Linked DNA regions of Homo sapiens: region 1 is linked to region 2. A link is a contact called in ENCODE Hi-C data. All regions are on one chromosome and are shown on one strand. Each heading gives the region's core, a stretch centred on a gene start or an enhancer-like site at or near the end of the contact. The rest is flanking DNA. Distances are from core to core; before and after follow the strand shown.

Region 1 (5,606 bases), core at 852-3,351, 1.1 Mb after region 2:
GGAAGGGAGACCCCCTGGCAACAGAGGCGGTCTCCCTATGGGACAGTCATATTGGTAAAGTTCCTGGCATGGATATTACTCTATTATCTCAGTGGGCACATGATCAGACAAGGAAAAACTTCTTGGTCAATGCGTAGGCCTGGCTTTTTCCTAGGTGACTTTTAGGCTACTGTCAAATATAGGGATTACTTCATGGGCATGTGACCCATGCAGCTGCACAGGGCCCTGTGCTCAGACAGGTCCCATATTTGATTCTCTGCTGTGGCCATCTTGAAATTCTTAATGATATTAGAACAAGAGGCCCAACTTTCAATATGTACTGAACTCTGCAAATTATGCAGCTAGTTCTGATCAAGCATATGTCATCTTTGAAAGAACTCCTGGCCTTTTGCCTGGAATGCTCGGTAGTATTCCTCAGTCCAGAGAACCAGAAAAGGACTAGAACTCAATGGACGGTGTTTCACCTTTCCCTGATGCTTCACTAGGGTTTAGTTCCGACTACAGAGGGTTCTTCAATGGTTTAGACAAAAAATGATTGACCTTTTCACCACACTACCATCCCCTAGGAAACTTCAGCCTTCTCAAGCACCTCACAACTGAGCAAATCCCATGGAGACTAGGGGATCTTAAAGACTAAAGAGAATGTTTGAATTTGGGTGAAGGGGTTTGTGCTTGTCCTATCCAATCTTCTTCCTAGCCTTGTGAACCTAACATTCTAGATGTTCCTTGAAGGCTAAGCAGAAAGCAGTTATTTCACCCAGGGTAGGCTCTGGGAGACTGATGAAAAGAAGAACCCAGCCATCCATCAGGTTTCCAGCTCTTCATGGAAAGGCCTTGAAGTCTTTCCTGTGTGAATTAGCTCTCAGGTAAACTTTCATTAGAAAGGTAGGAATAGCTGTTTTGTAGAGACAATTAGAATTTCTACACTACTCACTCCCACTCACCCTTTTTTCAAATCATTGTCAGGGTATCCCACAGTAGGCGGACTTACATAAAATTACAATTCGAGGGGTGTGTATCAAGATGGGGGTGGGATACAAGAAGTCTCACAATGCAATTTATTCTAGAAGGTTGTGAAATTAAACCCTCTTAAGTAAACGTCAGAGTTTATAACTTAAAAATTCAAAACACTCTGGGAATGGTTTTCTAATAAATTTCCAAATTGCTGGTCTAGAAGGTACTCACTAAAGACTTTCCAAGGAGCCAGTCTTAAGCCTTTTGCATTGCAAATGGAAAGTGCCCTAAGAAAAAAGGATTGGTTTTTTAAAAAATAATAAAATTTGATATCATAAGCATTTTCACTAAGTTTCTCCCCGGCCTATTTCTCATAGCAATGGTATAACTTGCTCTGAAAATGACAGCTAGGACCATAGATGTGAAACCCAGAGGCTTTCCTAATCAAGCCAGAGGATCACAGGCAGTCTGACTGGATAGACACTTGAAATAGATCATACAATGAACTCGTACACACCCCACCTCCCCTGCCCCTCCATCCTATTTTACAGGCCAGAAGAATGAGGCCCATAGAGTGTGAGAGAGAGGGCCCAGGTGAACTCCTTTTAAGAGTCTGGACTCAAGCCCACCTCTTCCAACTCCTCATCCATTCTTCTACCCAGGCTGGAATTCTATCTCACCTTCTCAACCAAACCATGGTACTTTTTATACCAGAAGGAGCCTCTCAAAAGTTAAAAATGATCCATCATTACAAAATATACCTCTTCCCATTGGACAAACCAGAAGAATGCACCACATAATTTTCCTCCCACTTCCTTCAGCCATGCATTCTACATATACAACAAAACTTGTCCTGGCACCTGCTGTGAACAGGCAGGACTCTGAGTAGAATAAAGAATGGACAGCGTGCCTTTGGATACTCTTAAGTGAGTGAAACAGAGTGAAAGAAAACATGCTCATATATCGATCACACAGAATGTAAGGAGCCCAGTGGGAAAGGGCATGTTTTCAACAGGAGACGGGGTGGAGGGACAGCATTTATAGGGATGAGAGGAAGCCTTGCAGAGGAGGTGTTGTCTGAGCTTGGCCTTGAAAAACGGATAGAATTGTGATGAGCATAGTGTGGGTGGGGGAAGATCCAGTGGAAGAAAAACAGAAGGAAGACAAATGAGAGGTACACAGAGGAAGCTATACAGAGCCTCAGCTGGCTACTGCTCTGATTAAATAAAGGGAAGTGATGAGAAATAACAGGGAAGTTAGACTGTGAGCAGAATATTAAAGGTCCAGATGACACACTCTCGAGGGCACCTTCCTGGGCAAGCTTCTCTTCTGCCTCCCCTGCCCATGAGTCCTCTATCACAGCACGGGGCAGGACATTCAGGAACTGGTGGTTCACTCGCCCATAATTCACCTGGTCAACATGCCAGGCACTATCCTAGGCACTGTGGTCTCAGCAAAAGAAATCAAGTCTCTTCCCTCATAAACCTCTATACCAGTGTGGGGTTGAGCTAACTAATACATAATGCGTATGCCGTGAGATAAGTACTATGAAAAAGCATAAAGCTGGGGAAGAGGAAGGACTGAGAAGAGGACATTCAGGACAGAGCTGCATGAAGGAAGGGAGTGGCCATGAAGATGCATCTGGTGCCAACATGAGGGATGAGCCAGGCCACAGGCCAGGAGGGGATGTGTGCAGGACAATGGAAGTACAGAAGGACCACATGGTGCCAGCAGGAGAAGAAACCAAGGGAGGGTGGCCACAAGAGAAGAATCATGGCCCAAGAGGGAGCTAGGGTGGACACCACTCAGGGCCTTTCAGGTCACAGAGGGCAGAGGTTGTCTCCCCCTCCACTGGGGTTTTCAGAGGACAGAGATCCCCACCTGGCTGACCATGTATCCTGAGGGCTTTCTGTAAGGCACAGAGTAGGTTTCAACCGGTGATTTCTATGGGTAGTGTTTTGAAGACAGTGGCATGAGCTTCACAGCCAGAAACACAATGACAAGGAGTTACAGACCACCTGAGTGAGGAGATGGTGTCAACCGATGTCCATCTCTTTGCCGTAAGAAATAACTTTTAATACCCTGCATGCTCTCATGTTTACAATAATTCACTGCAAAAAATTTAGAAAGCACAGGTAAGTGTCCTACACCATGACTCCTTTATTTTGTTCCCAGCCCTCAGCCTTTCCGGCCATACAGATGCACTCACAGAGAAGAGCCTACCAGAGAGTCTATTATTTAATCATTTCCTCATAATATACACCTTGGACAAATCAGCAAATCATTAACTATTATTCTACAACATAGTTTAATATCATGGGATTCTATAACATAGATGCACCATGATTTATGTACACAATTTTATATTGTTGGAAATGTACATGGGAAATTATCCTGAAAAACCATTTTGGTGACGTCTATAGTGGGTGGCCCAAGAAGGGGCTGGTTTAAGGAAAGAAACACTGTGCACATTTGTGGGTAGAGGGAACAGAGAACAGAGAAGGGAAACTTGAAGATGCAAAAGAGATTCATAAAAGGCACCGCAGTTCCTCTGCCATGACGATACACTGTTGAAGTGAAGAGCTTTGCAAGTCCACCTGACACATGTGTACGCCTCTGAGATCGCACATGTGAAAGACAACATGCCGATACGCCTAACCAGGCAATGCTGAAAATGTGCGCCTCTGTATCCCAGACCAGGGCTGCCAGAGGTCTCAGAGCACCAGCCTGTCTGCCATGCTCAGCTCTCTGTTGCAGTGCATTTTCTTTTCTAGGTCTCCAACCCAGTGGTATAGTCCTTCCTTCCCTTATTTCTCTCCCTGACATTTCCCTCCTTATTCCTCCCCAAGTTGCTTTAATTTAAGCAGCAGTTGCCATCAAAGAAAGAATTCTGGGCGTGGATTTAGCTGACAAAATAACAAAGCAGACCAAGATTTATATAAAGATTAATTGAAATGTTATCAACAATTTACATGGAAAAAAAAGGAAATAGTTCTGAGTGTCTTTAATGATTAGTCAAAAGTTAAATCAATAATGATATAAACATAAAATGAAGAATCATATTCAACGGCGTGAGAAAAAGCACACAATTAAATGTTTAAAAAAAGTAGAAACTGTATATCTAGTGCAATCTCAATTCTGTTTTTTAAATACTCTATATAATGCATAATTACAATATCTGATGTACACTTAAATATATGTACTTAAAATATAAGCAAATATTACAAATATAAACCAATCATGTTTTCTTGGTGAAAAGATTATGAATACTTGTGATTACTTTATTCATTTCTGAATGTGTTACTTTTTATAATAAGCATTTCACTTTATAATGGGAGTAACTACCTATTTAAAATAATTTTTTCAATCTACACTGGTTATAGCAATTGTTTTACTTCTGCTTTGCTTCTATCAATCTGTGGTTCATTTCAATTTATTTCCAACAATGATGACAATTAACCTTAGGTCATGAGATACGGGAGTTGCTGGTGATGGTTAAACATACGGTGTCACTGACTTGGAAGCCAGCCATTGCAGGTTAAGAGTCATGGTCTGTGATAAAAGGAGGGTATGGAAGTTCCTTATCTGGAAACAGTTCACACATACACACATTCAGTCAAGAATTATTCCCTTAAACACCTACTTAGAAGTTGGAATACAGTACTGAAAAAACCAGACTCTTCCACTTACCACTAAATACAGAGACCAAGAGTAGACAGTTGTACAAACAGATATAATCACCAACTACTTAAAGTGCTAACAAGAAAAGATAGAGGATGCTATGAATAAGTAGCCCAGGAGGTAAAATTTGGACTGAGTTTGGTAAATCCTCTTTGAGGAAGTGACATTTACATGGAGATTTTGGAGACAATGTAGGATTTGGTCATGTGAAGAGCCGGTGGACAAATGGACAAGTGTTCTAGAAGGAGAGAATAGCATATGCAAAGATCCAGAAGCAAAAATGAATGTGTACAACTGGAAACCTTGACTGAATTAGCAACATGTTCTAATCAAATGAGTTAACAAATTACAGAGCCGGTGACACGTAATCAAGTTAATATGTTACTGCCAAGGAAAATCATGCTACCATGTAGGACTAGGAGGAAACCTACTTTCTCCCACCATTGCCTGTAACTGCCATTCATCATTTCACCAGAACAGTCTCATTTGCTCAGCTGACCTTGACAATTCAGTTTTAGATTGTGTGGTTATAAAATGGCTGAAGCAAAATGCATCCCACCACTCAGACAATACAATCTGAAGTAACTGAATAAAGACAGATTGTTCTTTGAATTTAAGAGCTCATCTCCCCACCTACTTTGAAAACAGAAAACACCCGAAGCTCATCAGTTAAAGTGGCTCACAGTGGAATAATATTCACGGACAAAAAGGAAAAAAGCAAGTCTCCAATTAACACTAATCTCAGTTAATGGAGGAAGAAGCCCACTTCTTTCAGTTGCTTTCATCACATGTTCCCCAAGATTGTGTATCTTAACAAGCTATTTAAGGCAATCTATAGCCAACTGTAAAGTTAGTAAATGGTCCATAAAAACGCAAGACAACTGAGACCAAAAACTGGAGAAGAAACCAGCCTTGCAGCAAACTAAACTTTTGAAAAATGGTAAGGCCCAATAAAATAAACCAGTAGAGAT
Region 2 (5,839 bases), core at 1,611-4,110:
AAAACCACATGCACACCCAGTGCAGGACACCTGTTAGAAATGACATGAGAAGACCTTGAGCTATCAACTCATGCTGATTGCTAGGCCAATGCAAGCAGGAAGTGAAGGTTAAGACAGAATTTTAAATAGCATGGCTAAGCAATCAAGGAGTGCCCTAACACAGAGCTAATTTCACCAGATGATTTCAATAAAAGATTCAAGTAGGTAGAAGAAAGAATCAGCAAACTGGAAGTGGGTCAATTAAAATGATCTCATTTGAAAATCAGAGAGAAATAAGAATGAAGAAAAGTGAACAGAGCCTAAAAAACCTGTAATATGTATGTATATGTAATACACTGACTTGTATATACACCTAAAGCATATTATCATGTGCATGATTGGAATTACAGAAAAATAGGAGAGAGAAAAAGAGGCAAAAGAATAGCCAAAGAAATAATGGCCAAAGCTCTCCATATTTGGTAAGATGTAAAAATCCACACATATAAGAAGCTCAATGAATCCCGAGAAGGATCGACACAAAGAGACTCACGGTGAGACACATTATAACCAAACTGTTAAACACTAGAAACAAAGAAACTCTGAAAAGCAACAAGGGAGCAGTGACTTGTGTCCAAGAGATGCTCAACAAGATTAAAAGCAGATTTCTCATTCCATGGAAGCCAGAGAGAGCAAAATGATATATTTAAAGTACTCAAATGAAAAGACAGAAACAACAACAATCAACCAAGAATTCTATATCTGACAAAATTATCCCTCAAAAATGGAGAAATTAAGACATTTACAGATGGACAAAATCTGAGGAAGTTAATAGTAGACCTGCCCTATAGGAAATGTTAAACAGAATTATTCAGGCTAAAATGACAGTAAGTTGAAGTCATATGTAGAAATAATGAACTCTGGTGAAGGTAAATGCATAGGTAAATGTAAAAGCCAGTATTATTTTATCTTTGGTTAATAACTCCTCTTTTGATTTCTTATATGATTTAAAAGGCAAATGCACAAAAAGTATAAATATATGGTTAATTGCCTCACAGTGCATAAAGATGTAATTTGTAACAATAACAACATAAAGCAGGCAAAAGCTGCATTTGGACACTCTTTTTATCTATTGAAGCTAAATTGATATCAATTCAAAATAGATTACTGTAAATTTAGGATGCTAATTATAATTCCCACAGTAACCACTGAGAAAATATCTTTAAAAAACACACAAAAAGAAATAAGGAAGAAGTAATAATGGCACACTAAAAAAAAAAAAAGTCAGTTAACCCCAAAAGAAAGCAATAATGAAGGAAATAAGGAACAAAAAAAGTATAACATATACAGAAAACAAATAGCAAAATGACAGAATTAAGAACTTCCTTATCAGTAATTATTTTAAATGCTCATGGATAAAATTTTCCCAAAGGCAGAAATGGTCAGACAGATAAAAACACGATTCCAGAGATTACTTTAGATCTAAAGATAAATGTGGGTTCAAAGCAAAAATATGGATAAAGATATTCCATGCAAGTAGTAACCAAAAGAAAGCCAGGGTGGCTCTACTAATATCAGGCAAAATGATCTTTTAGTCAAAAGCTATTAAAAGAGAGAAAGAAGGACATTAAATATTAATAAAAGAGTCTATTCTTTAAGAAGCCATAGCATTTATAAACATATAGGCAACAAACAACAGAGCCAAAAGATATGAAGCAAACACTGATGGACTTCAAGGGAGAAATAGATAGTTCTACAGTAACTATTAGAGATTTAAATATCCCACTTTCAGTAATGGATAGAACACTGAAATGGAGACCAAGAAGGACATAGAGAACTTGAATAGCACCATACACCAACTAGACCTGACAGAGATTTTGAACACTCCATTCCACAACAGCTGAATACACATTCTTCTCAATTTCTTCTGGGCCTGTTTCCAGAATAGACCATACGGTAGGCCACAAAAACAATTTTCAATTAATTTGAAAAGACTGAAATCATGTAAGTGATCTTCTCTGACCACAATGACATGAAGTTAGAAACCAATAACAACAACAACAAAAAATACTGGAAAGTCCACAAATATGTGAAAAATAAAATTAAATAACACACTCTTTAATACCAATAAACCAAAGAAGAAATCACTCTGGTAAATTGCAAAATTCCTAAACATGAATGAAAATAAAAACACACATACACAAACTTACAGGATGCAGAAAAAGCAGTGCTCAGAGGGTGACTTATAGCTGTAAATGCCAACATTAAAAATAAAGATCTCAAATCAATAATCCAATTTTGCACTTTAAGAAAGTAGAAAACAATAAGCAAACTAAGCCCAAGGCTTGTATTAAAAAAGGAAATAATAATTATTAGAGCAGAGATAAATGAAATAGAGGATAGAAAAACATCAGAGTAAACCTGGAGGACCTTGACTAATTCCCCTGACTAAACGAAAATGGTGATATTTCTATAGACCTACAACAAAAATATCATAAGAGAATATTCGAACTATTACAGAACAGAGATAAAATTGACAAGTCTCTAGAAACATACAATGTAGCAAAACTGACTCAAGAAGAAACATTAGTATTAGTGTTCTCCAGTGAAACAGAGCTAAGAAGATATCTATATCTCTGTCCATCCATCTAATCTATCTATCTATCTATCTATCTATCTATCTATCTATCTATCTGTCTATCTATCTCTATCAAGATATTTATTATAAAGAATTGGTTCACTTGATAATGGAGGCTGAAAAGATCCAAGATCTGGAGAACCAAAAAAGTTGAGAATATAAGTTCCAGTCCAATGGCTTTTTGAGTCTGGCAGGCTTCAGACTCAAAAACAACCAGTGTTTCAGTTTGAGTCTAAAGGCAGAAAAATAGCAATGTTTCAGCTAAAGGTAGTCAAGCAGAAGGGTTTCTTTTTATTTAGTTTTTTTTGTACTGTTGAGGTTTTCAGTTAACTGGTTGAAGCCCAAGCACATTAGGGAGGAAGGACAGTCTGCATTACTCAGTCTACTAATTCAAATGTTAATCTCATCCAGAGACACTGTTACAAAAACACCCAGAATGATGTTTGGCCAAATGTCTGGGACCAGTCAAGCTGATACATAAAATTAGCCATCAGAGATATAGTTAATAAAACTAAAAGTTAGATCCTTGAAAAGATCAACAAAATTGTCAAATCTTTAGCAAGACGAAGAAAAAAACAGAAGTTGCACTTAATTGAAATCAGAAGAAAACAGAAGTTGCACTTAACTGAAATCAGAAAAAAATAGAAGTTGCACTTAACTAAAATCAGAAATGAAAGTGGTGACATTTCTATAGACCTTCTACCACGAAAAGATCATAAGAGAATATTTGAACTATTGTATGCTAACAAATTACAAAACATGGATGAAATTGACAATTCTCTAGAAGCATACAAGGTAGCAAAACTGACTCATGAAGAAACAAAATTTGAACAGATTTATATAACAAGAAATTATATCAGTAATTAAACACTTCCCAACAAAGAAAAGCCTAAGACCAGATGGTTTTACTGGTGAATCTACTCAACATTTAAGCAATTAACAGCAATCCTTCTCAAACTTTTCCAAAAAATGGAAGAGGGAACATGTTCTAACTCATTCTATGTGGCCAGCTTATCCTGATACCAAAGCCAGACAAAGACATCACTAGAAATAAGAAAATTATGGACCAAAATCCCTTATGATTATAGATGAAGAAATCCTCAAGAAATACTAGCAAACTCAATTTAATAGCATATTAAAAGGATTATACATTATAACTAAATGGGATTTATCACAGAAATGCCAGAGTCATTCAATAAGATAACAGCAATCAATGTAATACACCATATTAATAGAACAAAGGAAAAAATAATTATCTTAACCAGTGCAGAAAAAGAATTTGACACAATCCAAAACCTTTCATGAGAAAAATACTCAAAAACTAGAAATGGGAGAAACTTTCTCAACATGTTAAAGGACATTTATGAAAACCTGATGATTAATACCATGGTCAATGGTGAAAGACTGAAACCTTTCTCTTTAAAATTAAGAACAAGACAAGGATGTTTGCTTTCAATATTGCTGTTCAACATTGTACTAAAAGTTCCAGACAGAGGATGTAGGCAAGAAAAAATAAGGAGCATTAAAATTGGAAAGGAAGAAGTAAAACTATTTCTAATGGCAGATAACATGATTCTCTATATTAAAAATTCCAAAAATCCACAAAAAGAGAAAACTGCTAGTGTTAGTAAACAAAGTCAGCAAAGTTGCAGGGCACAACATCAATACACACAAATCAGTTGCTTCTATATACCAGTAATTAACAAACTGAAAAGAAAATTAAGAATATACTTTTCTTTAGAATAAGAGCAAAGGAATAATATATGCAGGAATAAATTTAAATAATAAATGAATTGTACACTTAAAACAATAAAACATTGCTGAAAGTAATTCAAGAAGCTATAAATAAATGGAAGGCATCTAATGCTTATGAATTAGAAGACTTAAAATTGTTAAGATGGCAAAAATACCCAATGCTATGTATAGATTCTATGAAATCCCTCTCACAATTCCAATTGTCCTTTTTTGCAGAAATGAGAAAGTCACCTACTAGAATAGCATTAATCCAAAATCTGAAAATAGCAAGTGTTGGTGAAGATGTGGAGAAACTGGAACCTTTATGCAATGCTAATGGGAATGTAAAATGGTACAGCCTCCGTAGGAAACAGTTTGGCAGTTCCTTAAAAGGCTAAATATAGAATTACATCATCCCCTAGAATTTTCACTTCTAGGTAAATACCCCAAAGAGTGAACAACAGGAACTCAATCAATACATGTGCATTGAAGCACTACGCACAATAGCCAAACTGTGGAAATGCATGAATGGAGAAATTAATTGTGGTATACAATGGAATATTTTTTAGCCATAAAAAGGAATGAAATACTGAACATGCTATACTGTGGGTGAACCTCAAAAAAGTTATGCTAAGTGAATGAAGCCAGACACAATAGGTCCCATATTGTATAATCTCAATTATATGAAATATCTAGAATTGGTAAATCCATAGTTATAGAAATTAGTTTTTTCATTGCCAGGGGGCTGTAATCCCAGCACTTTGGGAGACCGAGGTGGGCGGATCACCTCAGGTCAGGAGTTCGAGACCAGCCTGGCCAACATGGTGAAACCCCATCTCTACTAAAAATAAATTGCTGAGCGTGGTGACTCATGCCTGTAATCCCAGCTAATCAGGAAGCTGAGGCAGGAGAATCGCTTGAACCCAAGAGGTGGAGGTTGCGGTGAGCCAAGATTTTGCCACTGCACTCCAGCCTGGCAACAGGGCAAGACTCCATCTCAAAAAAAACAAAACAAAACAAAAAACATTGTCAGGGGTTTAGAGGAGGGGGAAATAGCTAATGAAATTATTACTTATTGAGTAAGGAATTCCCTTTGGGGTGACAAAAATGTTTTGGAACTAGATAGATGTTCACATAGTTGCACACATTTTGAGTATACTAAACGCCATTGAATCCTTCACTCAAAATGGTTAATTCATGTTCTTGAATTTATCTGAATTGATACAAAAGTAAACACAATACATGTCTTCTTTACTTCAGCTTCTGTTTACCAGACTACTTGGTGAGAGGAAATAGATTCTTAGAGTCTGACAGACCTGGGTTCAAATTCCTCATTCATTCATTTTATCCATTTGATAAGTTAAGATATAAATATCACCACAACAAATTGTTGTAGGGATTAAATAAGATAAACAGGTGCATTAATGAAGGGTAAGTAATACTAGCTTCAATTGCTAGTGTTTCTTTCTAATGCAGCAGTCCATTGTGGGT

The links. Hi-C counts contacts between places; a loop is a spot of excess contacts on that map. Pooled maps may share reads with other maps.
Region 1: a map with no recorded cell type shows a loop between it and region 2 (13-fold over the local background). The contact joins two enhancer-like sites. A Hi-C loop is called at or near these places in 4 of 37 single-sample maps with no recorded cell type and 1 of 50 pooled maps.

What each region holds. Positions count from the first base shown.
Region 1 is chr20:16,389,015-16,394,620 of GRCh38, forward strand. All of the region lies in intron 17 of KIF16B (kinesin family member 16B), which reads right to left. Among named protein-coding and RNA genes, the nearest start is that of KIF16B, 180 kb to the right of the region's middle. RefSeq lists a silencer at 3,634-3,693. Within about 2 kb of position 2,102, at least 2 of the 41 ENCODE cell types and tissues checked have a DNase peak (open chromatin) inside an H3K27ac peak, as active enhancers do.
Region 2 is chr20:15,314,856-15,320,694 of GRCh38, forward strand. The region is part of intron 6 of MACROD2 (mono-ADP ribosylhydrolase 2); the gene reads left to right. Among named protein-coding and RNA genes, the nearest start is that of MACROD2-AS1, 390 kb to the left of the region's middle. Within about 2 kb of position 2,861, at least 2 of the 41 ENCODE cell types and tissues checked have a DNase peak (open chromatin) inside an H3K27ac peak, as active enhancers do.